2 separate regions of the Homo sapiens genome follow, and region 1 is linked to region 2. A link is a loop called in an ENCODE intact Hi-C map of the cell type or tissue named here. Cell type or tissue: PC-3. All regions are shown on one strand.

The links. A loop is a pair of places that touch in the nucleus more often than their neighbours do. Peaks named below come from ENCODE experiments on the same cell type or tissue, not always from the same donor. Only the 100,000 strongest peaks of a DNase experiment are listed, where the experiment ranks them.
Region 1: a loop joins it to region 2, with 4 times the contacts of the local background. A loop is called at or near these places in 2 of 110 quality-filtered maps.

Annotation. Positions count from the first base shown.
Region 1 is chr18:35,633,386-35,641,385 of GRCh38, reverse strand. The region is part of intron 1 of GALNT1 (polypeptide N-acetylgalactosaminyltransferase 1); the gene reads right to left. Among named protein-coding and RNA genes, the nearest start is that of MIR3975, 46 kb to the right of the region's middle. In PC-3, no CTCF peak of the experiment used is centred here; no DNase peak of the experiment used is centred here; H3K27ac peaks cover 2,456 bases.
Region 2 is chr18:35,474,741-35,482,740 of GRCh38, reverse strand. It overlaps INO80C (INO80 complex subunit C), which reads left to right. Exons shown (of 5, transcript NM_194281.4): 2 at 2,178-2,288; 3 at 3,330-3,441; 4 at 4,392-4,459. Among named protein-coding and RNA genes, the nearest start is that of ZNF24TR, 12 kb to the right of the region's middle. RefSeq lists an enhancer at 3,303-4,502. In PC-3, no CTCF peak of the experiment used is centred here; a DNase peak (open chromatin) is centred at 4,010; H3K4me3 peaks cover 1,074 bases; H3K27ac peaks cover 4,466 bases.

The DNA of each region.
Region 1 (8,000 bases), 160 kb before region 2:
TGAAGCCTCAACCTCCTGGGCTCAATGAATCCTTCCCACTTCAGCCTCCGAGCTAGGACTACAGGCACACGCCATCATGCCCGCCTAATTTTTGTATTTTTTTTGCAAAGAGAGGGTTTCACCATATTGGCCAGGCTGGTCTCATACTCCTGGGCTCAGGCAATCCTCCCACCTCAGCCTCCCAAAGTGCTGGGATTACAGGTATGAGCCACCATCCCAAGCCCTTTTCCCAATGTTCTTAATAAAAAAGAAGTATCTTTGTCTGGGTATGGTGGCTAATGCCTATAGTCCCAATACTTTGGGAAGCCAAGGTGGGAGGATTGCTTGAGGCCAGAAGTTCAAGACCAACTTAGGCAACATAGCAAGACCCCCATCTCTAAAACAAAAAAAGTAGCATCTTTTACGGTTCATATTTTCTATGTTTTAAGAAAATCTTCTCTATCTAGAAATCATTATAATGTTTTAATATCTAAAAATGTTAAAGGTTTGCTTTTCCCATTTAAGCAGGGATTCAATGTCATTCCCTCCTATGTGGATAACCAGCTGTCCAAGAACTATTTATGGAAAGCTCTCTCTAAAGGAGTGTAATACCAACTTTGTCACAAGCCAAGTTTCTGGGTTTCCATATTCTCTTCTATTGATCTATCTCTCCCTATACCATACTGTTGTCTTAACTTTTACAGCTTTATACTAATTCTTCATATATGGTAAAACAAGTCTTCTCACCTATCACAACTTCTTTAGAGGAGTGTCTTGGCTACTCCTGACCTGTTAAGTCTTCCTCAAAAATTTTAGAATCAACTTTTTAACCCAAAAATAAAAGTTGTCATGATTCTGACTAGATTGAAATAAATCTATAAATAACTGGAGAGATCTGCTATCTTTCCAAAAGCATCTTTAAATCTATAAAAATATTCTCTCTCCATTTATTTAGACCTTTCCTAACATCTTCCAATAAAATTTTATAATTTTCTTTTAAAGGTTTAACACAATTTTGTTAGAAAATACTTGTTACTTTAATTTTTTCCTACCTGAAATGGTATTTTATTGCTGATTTACAAAAATGCACCTGTATTTTTATTTGTTGATTTTAAATTCAGCTACCTTGCGAAGATTTCTAGTATTAATAACATATTGAAAAAGGAAGGTAACAACAGGCATCCTTGTTTTATTCCTGATCTTAAAGGGTAGGTTTTAATAAGGCAAAAAAAGAATGTAGTAGCTATGATTGATCATTTAATTACTTAAAATAATATTCCAAATACTGCAAAAGAAATCTAGTAGTTAAGGCTGGACATGGTGGCTCACACCTGTAATCCTAGCACTTTGGGAGGCCAAGGTGGGGGGATCACCTGAGGTCAGGAGTTTTGAGACCAGCCTGGCCAACATGGTGAAACCCTGTCTCTACTTAAAATACAAAAATTAGCCGGCTGTGGTGGCAGGCACCTGTAATCCCAGCTACTCGGGAGGCTGAGGCAGGAGAATTGCTTGAACCCGGGAGGTGGAGGTTGCAGTGAGCTGAGATCGCACCACTGCACTCCACCCTGGGGGACAAAAGTGAGACTTCGTCTGACAAAAGAAAAAAGAAATCTAGTAGTTAAAAGTATTTAAATATTTATGGTGGAACAATTCTACAAATCAAACAAGCATAAAGATCACAAAAAATAAGTTAATGTTAATGGGAAAAAAAGCCAAACTCAAGAGAAGTCTAAAATAAAATTCCAAAAATGTTTCTCAAAATGATATCATTACTAAAATAAATGCATAGCACCTAACTTTTATGTCTACTATATTGTTGTTCTTTAAAAAAATGAAGTTTCGCTACAGGCATACCTCAGAGATACTGCAGGTGTGGTTCCTGACTACCAAAATAAAGCAAATATTCAGTAAAATGAGTCATAAATATTTTGGATTCCCAGTACAAATAAAAGTTATGTTGATACTATACAGCAGTGTGTACGCAACAGCATTGTCTTTAAAAGTAATGTATATACCTTAATTTAAAAATTTTACTGCTAAAAAATTCTACCAATCATCTTTGCCTTCAGCGAATCGTAATTTTTTTGCTGGTGGAGGGTCTTGCCTTAGTGTTGATGGCTGCTGATCGTTCAGGGTGGTGGCTGCTGGAGTGGCTGTCGCAATTTCTTAAAATAAGACAAAAATGAAGTTTGCCACATCAACTCTTCCTTTCATGAAAGATTTCTCTACAGCATGCAATGCTGTTTGATGGCATCTTACCCAGAGTAGAACTTTTTTCGAAATTGAAGCCAATCCTCTCAAACCCCTTGCCACTGCTTTATCAACTAGGTTTATGGATTATTCTAAATTTTTTGTTGTCATTTCAACTGTGTTCATAGCATCCTCACAAGGAGCAGAGTCTGTCTCAAGAAACTATTTTCTTTCCCCATCCATAAGAAGTAACTACTCATCCATTCAAGTTTTATCTTAAGATTGCAGCAATTCAGCCATATCTTCAGGCTCCACTTCTAATTCTAGTTCTCTTGCTATTGCTACCACATCTGCAGTTGAACTCAGCTTCTTCCAAACTCCTGTCAATGTTTTGACCTCCTCCCATGAATCAGAAATGTTCTTAATGGCATCTAGAATGGTGAAACTCTGTTACTTTGCTCAGATCCACCAAAGGAATCACTGTCTATGGGAGCTATGTGTAGGAGATTGGTCACTGTGGTGGGAAAAATTGTAGAAAGATGCAAACCTTCTTGGAAGGCCGGGAGATTTTACAAAAGCTTCAGAAAAGGATTTGGCTGAAGGCAGCCAGATTCTCTCACCCTGTGCCTGAACGCTTAGGTTAGATAACAAGGAGATGTAAAGAAACTGATCTAGATAACTTAGTTTACTTAGTAGAACCTGGCCTTTAATCATCTGAGTGCAGGACTGCTGGGGCTGTGTGTGTGTGTGGGGTGGGGAAGGGGGGAAGCACCATGTTAATTACCCAAAAGTGTGTTGACTCAAGGCCTTTGTCATTAAATCTGTATAAATAAATGCCTGCAGCACCAGCTTGTCAGGGCCACAGCTGCTACAACTCTTTACAACACCCTCCTTGGGGTACATGAGCAGCCGAGTCTCCTAGCCCACTCTCACTGGATACCTGTGTCTGAGTGCATCCGTTCATCCATCGCTTGGTCGGGGTCTGTGGGTCAGACCCAGCAACTATGGCCTTATGAAATGTATTTCTTAAATAAGACTTGACAGTCAAAATTACTCTTTGATTCATGGGCTGCAGAATAAATGTTGCATTTGCAGGCATGAAAACATTATTCTCATCACACACCTCCATCACAGCTCTTGGGTAACCAGGTGCATTCTCAATGAAAAGTAATATTTTGAAAGGAATCTTTTTTATTAAGCAGCAAGTCTCAACAGTGGAATTAAATTATTCAATAAACCATGTTGTAAACAGATATGCTGTCATCCAGCCTTTGTTGTTCCATGTATAGAGCAGAGGCAGAATAGATTTAGTGTAATTCTTAAGGGTCCTAGAATTTTCAGAATGGTAACTGAACATTGGCTTCAACTTAAAGTTACTAGCTGCACTATCACCTACTAACAAAGTCAGTCTGTTCTTTGACGCTTTAAAGTCAGGCACTGACTTCTCTCTACCTATGAAAGTCTTAGATGGCATCTTCTTCCAATAGAAGGCTGTTTTGTCTGCATTGCAAATCTGTTTTTTAGTGTAGCCACCTTCATCAACGGTCTTAGCTAGATCCTCTGGATAACTTGCTGCAGCTTCTACAACAACACTTGTTTTTACATTGTGGAGATGGCTTGTTTCCTTAAACCTCCTGAACCAATCTCTGCTAGCTTCAAACTTTTCTTCTGCAGCTTCCTCACCTCTCTCAGCCTTCATAGCATTGACGAGTTAGGGCCCTGCTCTTGATTAGGCTGGACTTAAGGGAACGTTGTGGTTGGTTTGATCTATGCAGACTACTAAAACTGTCTTGTCAGCAATAAAGCTGTTCTGCTTTCTTATCATTTGTGTGTTCACTGGAGTAGCTTCCTTCAAGAACTCTTCCTTGCCATTCAGAACTTTTCAAGTTATATGGCGCAAGAAGCCCAGCTTTTGGCCCATCTCTGCTTTCGACATGCCTTCCTCACTAAGCGTTATCTTTTCTAGCTTTTAAGTGAGAGACACATGACTCTTCCTTTCACTTGAATGCTTAGAGGCCACTGTAGGGTTATTAATTTGCATCCTTTCAATACTGTTGCTTAGCAGAGTGTGGTGGTGTATGTGTTGTATCTTGGGGAACAGGGATACCCGAGGAGAGGGAGAGAGACAGGGAAACGGCTGGTCGGCGGAGCAGTCAGAAAAGACATTTATTGATTAAACTTGCCGTCTTGTATGGGCACAAGTTTGTGGTACCTCAAAATGATTACAATAATAACAACAAAGATCACTAATCAAAAATCACCACAACAGATATAATAATGAAAACCTCTGAAATACTCTAAGAATTACCAAAATGTGACATAAAGACACAAAGTGAGCAGATGCTGTTGGAAAAATGGTGCCTATGGACTTTTTCAGTGTAGGGTTGCCACAAACTTTCCATTTGTTGAAAAAAAAAAAAAAAAAAAAAAAAACAAAGTAGTATCTGTGAAGTACAATAAAACAAAGTACAATAACATGGACATGCCTGTATTTTTGAGTCACAACTCATTTCATGCTCTCTGGATATTTATTTTGTCCAATGATGTTCTTGATACTGTGTCAGGTACTGTAGGTGGTACAAGCATGAATGTAACGACCCACATCTAATCACACTGTTAAACACCAATCTAAGAGACATGCCATTCACATTCCAAAGAGAAATATCAATTAAGGAAACCTGACAGGCAAAGAAACATCAAGATAGGGAAGTTTCTGAACAGGTTTTATGAGAAAGCAGCATATGATACAAGGTTTTGTTTGTTTAAAGTAAGTTTTTTCTACAGTTGTTTTGTTTCTGTCTCTCTTTGACCTAAAACCCTCTAATGGCCTTTCCCTGTCCTTAAGACAGTCTTTCCCTCTGGTCCATTTTGTTCTAAAGAACACTGTTATTGCAGGACCAATAACTGAGACAGTCTTCACTAAAGACATTCCAGAGTCAAGTAAGTCGAGGAAACAGTCTATACTCTATTTGTCCTGGTAGATTCACATTGCATATTATCCTACTAAAGGGTCTGTAAAGTTCTGCAATAAGGAAAAATATGGGAATCTATTTAACTATGTTAACTCAGAATGTCCCATTTTTAAGCAGGGGACTGTCACCATCCACTTTGTTGTTTCTGTATAACATAAAGCAGGTTTCAACTAGCAATAAATAAAGCGGCAAAGATTGATTCCATATCCTGGAATCAGACATTCTTTTTTAAAAAAAACTATGGCTGATGTGCTTTCTGCAAAACTGGTATTTCCACAATTCTGCAAATTCTGTAAAAAAGGATCCCATTGTGTTATAAAGCCAATCACAAGGAAGACCTTCACAAAGTGAAGGTTAATTTTGAAATAACTGTCTTTAAGTTAATATTTTTGTATTACTCTTTAACATAACACATATCATTATATAATACAAATAGCTGTGGACAAAAATAGGAAATCCAAAAGTCACCCTAAAAGAAAAGAATCTATAAATCCCTAATTAAAAAAAAAATCTACAAACTTCTCAGAGAAACAAAATTGGTCAGCTATTTTACCATCAATTATTGTTTCTACATTTAGAATATCATACTCTAAAGAGTATATCTAGCATTAAATATTGCATTCAACAAATCCAACAGTATTTCAACTGTATGAATCGAGTTAACACAGCAGGTCCGTTTTACTTAGGTTGTGCTAATCTCTAGGGGATTCCTGGAGTCACGGCAATGACCCTAGCCAAACTCTGAGAACTATGTTCCTGGATTGTTAACAGTCACTTGTTAATGATCTTTTTGTGTATGCTCCAGGCAGTGAGTCAGGATGTACCAGGCTGTCAGCATTGTTTTAAAGTAATCATTAAGATTTATTATGTGTACCTGGTGTCTGGTGTGGGGTCCCCAGTTTCAGTTACCAGAGCTGGTCATATGGTAGGAATGTGCTTATGTGACTAGCTCCCTGTAAGAACTCTGGACTGTAACACTTGTGTGCTTCTCTGGCTAGAGACATCTTGCATGTGTCTCTATCACTCACTGCTGGAGAGAAAAGCATGTCCCTGTGATTCTCACTGAGATAGGACCTGGAAGCCTATGCCTACCCACTCTACCATTTACCTTCTTCCTGCATTGTATCCTTTGCTGTAATAAACTTGAGCCATGAGTACAGCTTTATGTTGTGTGCATCCTTCCAGAAAATCAGCGGCAACTGGGACCTCTCCACCCTCCACAAAACAGATTCCATTAAATAATTTAGTTTGCCATAATATGTACTTTTCTCATTACTTGTCAAAAGCTGAATGATAATAATCACAACTGCTTCAAATGAATAAATCAGTGTACAGGAAAAAAGTTAACAGGCCTAAGATTGCTATCCTTAGAAGGACTTGGTTGTCGAGATTGGCCCTTGGCTGGCATGTGGAAACTTTAATGGTGAACAGTTCCCTACATTGATATAAAACTTTTCCTAAATGATAAGCGTGATTCACTGTGCCTAAACTTTACAAACAACATTGTATTGTTTGTATAAACATCTGCTTTCCTTCCGGGAATCTGGAATTTTGGTATGTGTTAGGCAGGAGATGCCTACATGACCAGACTCAATAAAAATCTCGGGCACTGACTCTCTAATGAGGTTCCCTAGTACACAACATTTCACACATGTTGTCACGATTCATTGCTGGAAGAATTATGTACATCCTGTGTGACTCCATAGGGAGAGGACTCTTGGAAGCTTGTGTCTGTTTGCCTCTGAACTTCACCCCGTGCACCTTTTTCCTGTGCTGTAATAAATCCTGGCTGTTAGTACAACTGATGCTGGATCATGTGAGTCCTTCTAGCCAATCACTGAACCTACGGGTGGGTCTTGGGAACCCCCACACAATCAGCATATTAAGACAGAAATCAGTGTCTATTAAGCCAAATGCTGAAATTCAAATGAGTTCAAATTTCAGTTGCAGCAACACTTATGAGTTATGTGACCCCTAGCAATGTTACTGTATTTGCAAAAACCTGAGCCTCTTTGTTCCTTTAAATGAGAAAAACATATTTTCCTTATAGCCCCATTGCACTAAACTAAATGAGAAAATGAACAACACACTCATACATGACAGTAAACACTTGGTAAATTTTAAATGGTATTATTTCTAGAGGCACCTTCTCAGATTAAATAAACAATGGAGAGCCTTTCTCATGTATACTTACACAACAAGAACTCAAATGGTCATTTGGAACACTGCAAAGCAAAGCTCACAGACAAACTTTCATCCTGTATCTTCAGCAATGGCTCTGGGAATGATTTCTAGATCACATGACAGGATTACTGGGTTAAGTTCAAGCAGGTTAAATCCTATATAACAAGTATCTTTCAATTTCTGAAACTGGTCCTTATTTAGCCTTCAGATTGACCTCCCTAATCAGAAGTGAGTGTACTAATTAATTAGTATTGGGACTATGCTTTATTGTTACATTTCTCAAATTACTAAACTGGGATTTTAGTACAAGCCATTCTCTTGCTTGTATATGAGGCATAAAGTCCAATCAACATAATTTTTTTTATTATAATACTTTTAGGTTCGAGGGTACACATGCACAATGTGCAGGTTTGTTACATATGTATACACATGCCATGTTGGTGTGCTGCACCTATTAACTCATCACTTATATTAGGTGTATCTCCTAATTGCTATCCCTCCCCCCTCCCCCATCCCACAACAGACCCCAGTGTGTGATGTCCCCCTTCCTGTGTCCAAGTGTTCTCATTGTTCAGTTCCCACCTATGAGTGAGAACATGGGGTGTTTGGTTTTTTGTCCTTGTGATAGTTTGCTGAGAATGATGGTTTCCAGCTTCATCCATGTCCCTACAAAGG
Region 2 (8,000 bases):
GAAGAGATAGATCACTGTGGGTACAGATGGTAGGAAAAGGATGAGGAATGGGCAGCCTCTCAGTTCTTAAAGTTGACATTTGCACTGAGCTTGGAGGGAAGAAAAGCTAAGAAAGACCTTAGAAGTGGAGAGGATGAGGTGAAGGGGAATCCAGACAGAAGGTGGCGGCCACAGAGGAGAGGGAGCACAGGGCCTTGGCTGGAACCCCGGCTCAGGTGGAGAGACCTGGAGAGGGGTCAGAGAAGGTGTTTGAGGAGAGAGCACCCAAAGAACTATTGCAGCAATGTGAGTGGTTCTTGTCTTCTCCACTCCTCTTCCCCCAACATGAATGAATGTAGATATATTCATATTCCACCATACTCTCTTACTAAGATAAGTAAGATTTTCACTTACTAAGTAAGTTGAGCTCCTTATCAGCATGAGGGAACCAGAATAAGTTGCTAAAATTCCAGCTGAGAGTAGATAAGCTGTGATTTAGTTAATCATGTAGTGTCTTCCACATTCCACATGACAACATGATGACTTTTAGCCTTAACTCTTTTTTTGAAGGGTGCATGCAACCTTTGGAACATGATTTGGCAGTGACTTGTAAAGTTAAACATACACTTACCCTATAACCCAACCATTCCACTCCTAGGTATTTGCCCAAGAGAAATGAAAACATCACAGAGGCTTTATTTGTAATAGCTGAAGACTGATAATGAACCGAACGTCCACGAACACGAAAATGAATAAACAAATTGGGGTGCCTCCTTACCGTGGAATACTATTGTGTTGAGTAGTGTGCAAATACACTGAAACAGACTGATCCACGCAACAACATGGATACATCTCAGAAACTTTTCTTTGTTTTTGAGACGGAGTAGAGTCTCGCTGTTGCCCAGGCTGGAGTGCAGTGGCATGATCTCGGCTCACTGCAGCCTCCGCCTCCCAGGTTCAAGTGATTTTCCTGCCTCAGCCTCCCGAGTAGCTGGGTCTACAGGCACACATCACCATGCGTGGCTAATTTTTGTATTTTTAGTAGAGGTGGAGTTTCACCATGTTGGCCAGGCTGGTCTTGAACTCCTGACCTCAAGTGATCCAACCACCTCAGCCTCCCAAAGTGCTAGGATTACAGGTGTGAGCCACCATGCCTGGCCACATCTCAGAAACTTTATGCTGAGCAAAAGAATCCAGACACTAGAGTACATGCTGTTAAATGCTGTTTATACGAAGTTCTCCAACAGGCAGAAGTAATGTGGTAGAAATTAGAACAGCGGTTGCCGTTGGGACTGGAAGGTATTGACAAGGATAGGAATTGTACTAGTGTAAACTTTTGGCAAAACTCATGACAACTACATTTAAGATCTGTGTATTTCACTGTATGTAAATCACATCTCAATTTTTTAAAAGTTAATTGAAGCCTGGCAAGATGGGAAATTGTATTACAGATCAGAAGTGGTTTCTTACTTTGGCTTGTTTTTTCTTTGTGATTGTTAGCTTAAAGGTTTTTTGCTTTAAACCATATTAGCGTTCTTGTCAGGGCACTCTCTGGCTGCTGCCAGCTGACCTGTGGCCCTCCAGCTTTTTTTCCGTTTTCCTTCCTTGGAATGCCCATGTCCTGTTGTGCCACTTAAGCATACCAGCTCCAGTCTGGGTTCTCTGGCCAACTAGACCCTTAAAGGGGCTGGACCTTTGTTGTCTTAATATTTTAAGACAGAGTTCATAAGATCAGTGGAAGTCAGAACTGTGTGGTGTCATGGAGATTATGAGGGCTTTAGAACTGGCCCAACCTAGGTTTGAATCCAAAACTCAATCACTATGTGACCTTGAACCTGTTCCCCTGGGCCTCAGTTTTCTTTTCTGTATGCTGGGGATAATAGCACCTACTGTGGAGTGGTTGTCAGAATTAAATGAGCTAACTTGCGTAGGACAGCCATCCCTGTGCTTGGCACTTAGGGTACCCGGGAAACATAGCAGTTGGAGGTCCTGGCCTGTTTCTCCTGTGGCTTCTGCACAGCAGGTGCTACTCCCCGTGTGGTGTGCCCTCCCCTAGGGCAGGCTGCCTGCTGGAGCTCTGGGCATACTGTCTTCCCTTGCATGCCCTGTGGCATCATCGTATGCCCTGTTGAGAGCAGAGGTGGGGAACTCAGCTGAAAGAAACTGACTTCTTCAAACTATTTTTATTATGTTTTAAGGGTATCAGCATGGAAGCCATGAGTGAGAATAAAATGGTGCCCTCTGAGTTTAGCACAGGACCTGTGGAAAAAGCTGCCAAACCTTTGCCATTTAAGGATCCCAACTTTGTGGTAAGCATCGAAGGTATTAGCTGAATAAACATCCAAATGCCACACCTCAGCCTCTGATCTTGCTGGGCCTGTAGCCAGGGTGGCACTGGCATTCTCTCCTCCCTCAGTCTCAGTTACCTCCTTCTCCCCTATGGGCAAGATGGGGACAAGAGAAGGGTTCTTTCTGTTGATCTTTTAATGTGCCATATCCCAAGGATTTGGGTGTCCTTTGTGGATTCATTAAAGGATACTGTTTGGAGGGTGGGACATTTCCATGATGATTGTTCCCCTAACCTTTTCATTGGTCTTACAATCTTAGACAAAGCTTGAAATATTTAGCTAAATGAGAAGTACTTCCTCATTAGTTTCATAAGGTAAATCCAAGCTGTTGTGCTGTGGAGTAGAACACAGGGTATTCTTCCTTTCATTCTTGAGACTGGTAATAAACTGCAGCAGTTCAGATTATACTGTTAAATTTTTTTTTAATGAATTAGTTTTGGAAATACAATATTACCAGTGTTTGCAACAGATTTTGGTATTCTTTTCCATTTTATTGTGTCATCTTTGTAGGATAAAAAAAAAAAAAAAGAGGTACCTAGAAGAGTACCCATACTGCAACTGGGGCTTTCTCAACTTTTCCAGGATCCCCAGTTTACATGGCAGAGACTTGCCCCGAGAAGGGAGTTGAGAGATGCAGTCCTGGATTTAAATCTGACTTTGTAGTAAATTTATCTTAAAGTATGAAGAAATTCATGAATGAATTCTACAAAGTTAGACCCAATAAAGGCTTTTTTTTTTACGTGCATATAAAGAAGTAGCCTTTTATTTCTACTCCAGCACAAACTAACTCAAGGGTTTTGACAATCTGAAAACTTCTTTTTTAAACTAAGATTAACATGTTAATGTGTACAGTGAAATACCTTTTAAAAAAAGTCTCAGGGGTCTTAATGATTGTTGACAGATGAGAGGTATATTACAGTTATGATTAGGCATAAATGTCAGATGTCGAAATGGTAGTCTCCATTGGTTTTTGTTTCTTCTAATCCATGCCTTCAATTCAAGCACTCTGGCCACGGTGGCGCAGTAGCTGGCAAGAAGAACAGAACCTGGAAGAACCTGAAACAAATCCTCGCTTCTGAAAGGGCATTGCCGTGGCAACTGAACGATCCTAACTGTGAGCTGTCTAGAGCCTTCCATGTGTTTGTAATGTTCAGAGTAGGAACTGTCTTATAACAACCTACATTATTGTATTGTGTTTGCATCATTGTAGGAAATAATTTTTAGCTTGAGAATTTTATAGTGGCATCAGTCTGGGCAGATTATGTGTGTATTTTCTCATAACTGTATCTGTATTGAGCCTATTTGTTTGTGTTGTCATGGATGTGTGGTTTTTAGGGTCATAGGTCCCAATATGATAATATTGGTGTTTCTACTAGACAAACTTCTTATTCAAAAGTCTACTCTTAAAATGTGTTTCCAAAAACAAGGTAGCCCAAGTATAATACCAGATTTAGGAGGGTTCCTGACAACCAGCTTAAAGGCCAGCTCTTTTATACTTTGTGAGCCAGTGTTTAGTAAATACTTCATGCTGCAGTGTGTCCAGATTTATGTAAAACACTGTTATATGTTCTGTTCAGCTTCACTGGAAAGTACAAGTTCAAAGTTCTCACCATCTCCTACTCCACTGTACTTCTTTCATGGGGGTGACTCACATGGGTGACAAGTGAGCTAGTCATTCATTCGTCTGGGTGTGGACATGAGGGTGTCAGGGTGCTCAGATCCAGTTATTGGCTCATTTGGCATTTCATCACCATCAGCCCATGTAGTGTGAGATCGTGAAAATAGCTGGTGGGCAGATGAGCTTTCCGGTGGTTCTGTGGGAATAGAGGGTCCCTGGTGACAGGGCAGGGCTAGATCTGGAGCCTGCACTTGGCCTGTGACATACTGTCTTGTTTCTGAGAATCCTCCCCTACTTCTCTAGTTAATCTCCAGAGACTTCTGTGACTACTTAATCACAAAGGAAATTTTCAGGAATATTATCAAATACTATTTTAGAAAAAAAAAGAGAAGGGATTTGAATGTTTTCAGTTCAGTTTAGTTATCTTTTTTTTTTTTTTTTCCCAGACTTCAGTATTGATGCTCCTCCATCCTTTAAGCCAGCTAAGAAGTATTCTGATGTTTCAGGTCTGCTTGTGAGTATGATTATATCTCTTATAACATTAAATGGAAAAGATTTCACAGTAATGTCTAATTAGACAAGTGTTGAATATTGATCATGGCTGGTCCTGCCTGGAGCCTGTCTACAGTGATAGGTGATAGGTTTGTGCAGTGTGTTCATTGCTGCAAACAGGCATCTGTGGGGGCAGCCTGCAGGGAGGATTGAACCAGAAAGCAGGAGACTCCAGCTTCTCTTCTTTACCTCTGCTAGTTAACTATATGAGATAACATGAAAGAAACAACTATGTATTTCTTTTTTTACTGCTGAAGTTTTAAAAACCTGCATTTTAGATGATGATTGTATTTACAAAACCATGTTTAAACTTCTCTAAACAGGTGCTTTGGCAAAGGTTGTGACATTCAAACTTATTTTTAAGCATCAGAACCCCTTTTCCAAATGAAATCTTTTACAGAATCCAATATATAACAGCCTGGAGCCCACCTTTCTGCTGTGGTCCCATGTGGATCTGGCCGCCTATCTTCCTCCCCACTCCCCACCACAGTGACTGCTCAAGTGCTTCTGGGGAACACAATTCAGAAACTGCCAGCAGAGCTGAAATAGTGGGAAGTGGGCAAGTTGCTAAAGCTCAGGAACCTCAGAACACCCCCATTTCCTTATTTGCAGAAGGTGGAACCTAAGATTCATCTTTTTTTGTTTTGTTTTGTTTTGTTTTGTTTTGTTTTCTTAAACAAATGGATGAACTTAGAGATTCTTTTAATTAGCTCTTGCATGTCAGGGTCTTAATCCTTTTTCATCTCATAAATTTGGAAAAATAATTTAAGTACTTTACATTTTAATGAAAATATGACTCCAACTTATCTAACAAATTGACCAAATTAATTATGTACGGAGGAGAATTGCCTCCTTTGTTATTATTATGTAATATCCCTGTTTGTCCCTGATAATATTCATTGTTCTGAAGTCTACTTTGTCTGAAATTAATATCGTTACCCCAGCTTTCTTTCGTTCATGTGTGGATGGTATATCTTTCTTGATCTTTTCACTTTTTTTTGAGACAGAGTCTCACTGTGTTGCCCAGGCTGGAGTGCAGTGGCACGCTCTTGGCTCACTCCAGCCTCTACCTCCTGGGTTCAAGCGATTATCCTGCCTCAGCCTCCTGAGTAGCTGGGACTACAGGCACACGCCACCATGCCTGGCTAATTTTTGTATTTTTAGTAGAGATGAGGTTTTGCCATGTTGGCCAGGCTGGTCTTGAACTCCTGACCTCAAGTGATCCTCCTGCCTTGGCCTCCCAAAGTGCTGGGATTACAGGTATGAGCCACCATACCTGGCCTATCTTTTCACTTTTAAACTATCTATATATTTAAAGTGGATTCTTGTTGAAAGCATATTGTTGAGTTGTTGGGTCTTTCTTTTTCTTTTTCTTTTGGAGGTAGAGTCTTGCTCTTTTACCCAGGCTAGAATGGAGTGGTGTGATCATAACTCACTGAAGCCTTGAACTCCTTGGCTCAAGTGATCTCCCAACATCAGCCTCTCAAAGTGCTGGGATTAAAGACGTGAGCCTCTGCACCCAGTGGATCTTGCTTTTTATCCAGTCTATCAATCTAAGAACTGTTGTCCTTAGGCTATTCATCTTTAAAGTGATTGTTGATATGGTTGTATTTAAATCTACCATCTCACTAGTTGTTATTTGTTCCATTTGTGTTGCTTATTTCCCTTTTTCTGCCTTCTCTGGATTTATTGAGCGTTTTTTAATAGACTATATTTTTCAGAACAGTTCTAGATTTATGAAAAACGGAGACAATAGTATAGAAAGTGCCCATATAACCCAAACTCAGTTTCTGCTGTTATTAACATCTATGGTATATTTGTTACAATTAATGAACCAATAGTTATATATTATTATTAACTAAAGTCTATAATTTATTCACATTTCCTTAGTTTTTACCTAAAACTATATCAAATTTAGTCATCCTGTCTCGTTAGACTCCTCTTGGCTCTGCCAGTTTCTCAGGTTGTCCTTGTTTTTAATGACCTTAACAGTTTTAAGGAGCACTAGTCAGGTATTTAGTAGAATCCTCCACTACTGGAATTCCTCTGATGTTTTCTCATGATAAAACTGGGGTTAATTGAACATTTTAAAATTCTGTTTGTTTCCTTATTATTTACACCTCTTTTACAAATTATGAATGGTTACTTTCATGTTTACAATATACATTTTAAATAACCTGAATCTATTTTCAAATATTTTGCCACTTTGTGCATAATGTGAGGGACTTCTAGTAGTGAATTTCTAATTCCACTCTCTCATTCTTTGTTGTCATATAGTTTACTTTTACATATGCTACAAACAAAATGTATGGCTGTTAATTTGTGCTTTAGACAGTTACCTTTTAGAGAAATAAAAATAAGAAAAAAAAGAACTTTCTTTTATCTTCATTTCATTCTGTTTCCACCTTTTTTCATTTTGTTGTCTATTTCCAAGTTGCAATCTGATGTCATATTCTTTCTACTGGAACAATTTACTGTGCTTTTCTTATAAAGTAGATTTGCTACTAACGAAGTCCTTTCTTTTTTTGTTTTGTCAAAGAGCCTTTATTTCTTCTTCATTTTTTTTTTTTTAAGACAGGGTCTTACTCTGTTGCCCAGGCTGGAGTGCAGTGATGCCATCTTGGCTCACTGCAGCCGTCTTGACCTCCCAGGCTCAGGTGATGCATCTACCTCAGCCTCCCAAGTAACTGGGGCTACAGGTGTGTGCCACCATGCCTGGCTAATTTTTTGTGTTTTTTGTAGAGATGGGATTTCACCCTGTTGCCCGGGCCTGGTCTCAAATTCCTGGGCTCAAGTGATCATCCTGTCTTGGTCTCCCAAAGTGCTGGGATTACAGGCGTGAGCCACTGCACCCAGCCTTGTTCTTCCTTTTTGAATGATATTTTCAATGAGTATTTTTGAATGACATTTTCAAGTCTGGGCTGACAGTTTTTTCTTTCATCACTTTTAAGATGTCAGTGGTTAAATGTTGTCTTTTTGCTTCCATGGTTTCTGATGAGAAGTTTGATATAATTCTTACCTTTGTTCATCTCTATGTAATGTTTCTTGTTTGACTGCCTTCAAGATCTTCTCTTCGTCTTTTGTTTTCAGCAGTTTGAATATGACTGGGTATTGAATATGACTCAGGGTATTATTTTTCTGGTATGTATTCTTGATGTTCTCTGAGGTTTTGGATTTGTGGTTTGGTATCTGTCAAGAATTTTGGAAAATTCTTGGCTATTATTTCTTCAAATATTTCTTTTGCCTTGTCTTTTTCCCTTCTTCTAGGATTCCAGTTACACACATGTTAAACTATTTGATAGTGTCCCAAAACTCTTGGATGCTCTGTTCTGGTTTGTTTGCTTTTAAAAACTCTTATTTCGTTGCGGTTCAGTTTGGATGGTATCTACTGATGTGTCTTCAAGTTCTTTACTCACTGTATAGAGTATACCAATGAGCCTATTGGAAGCATCGTTTATCTCTCTAATTGTGTTTTTAATTTCTGGCTTTTCTATTTGATTATT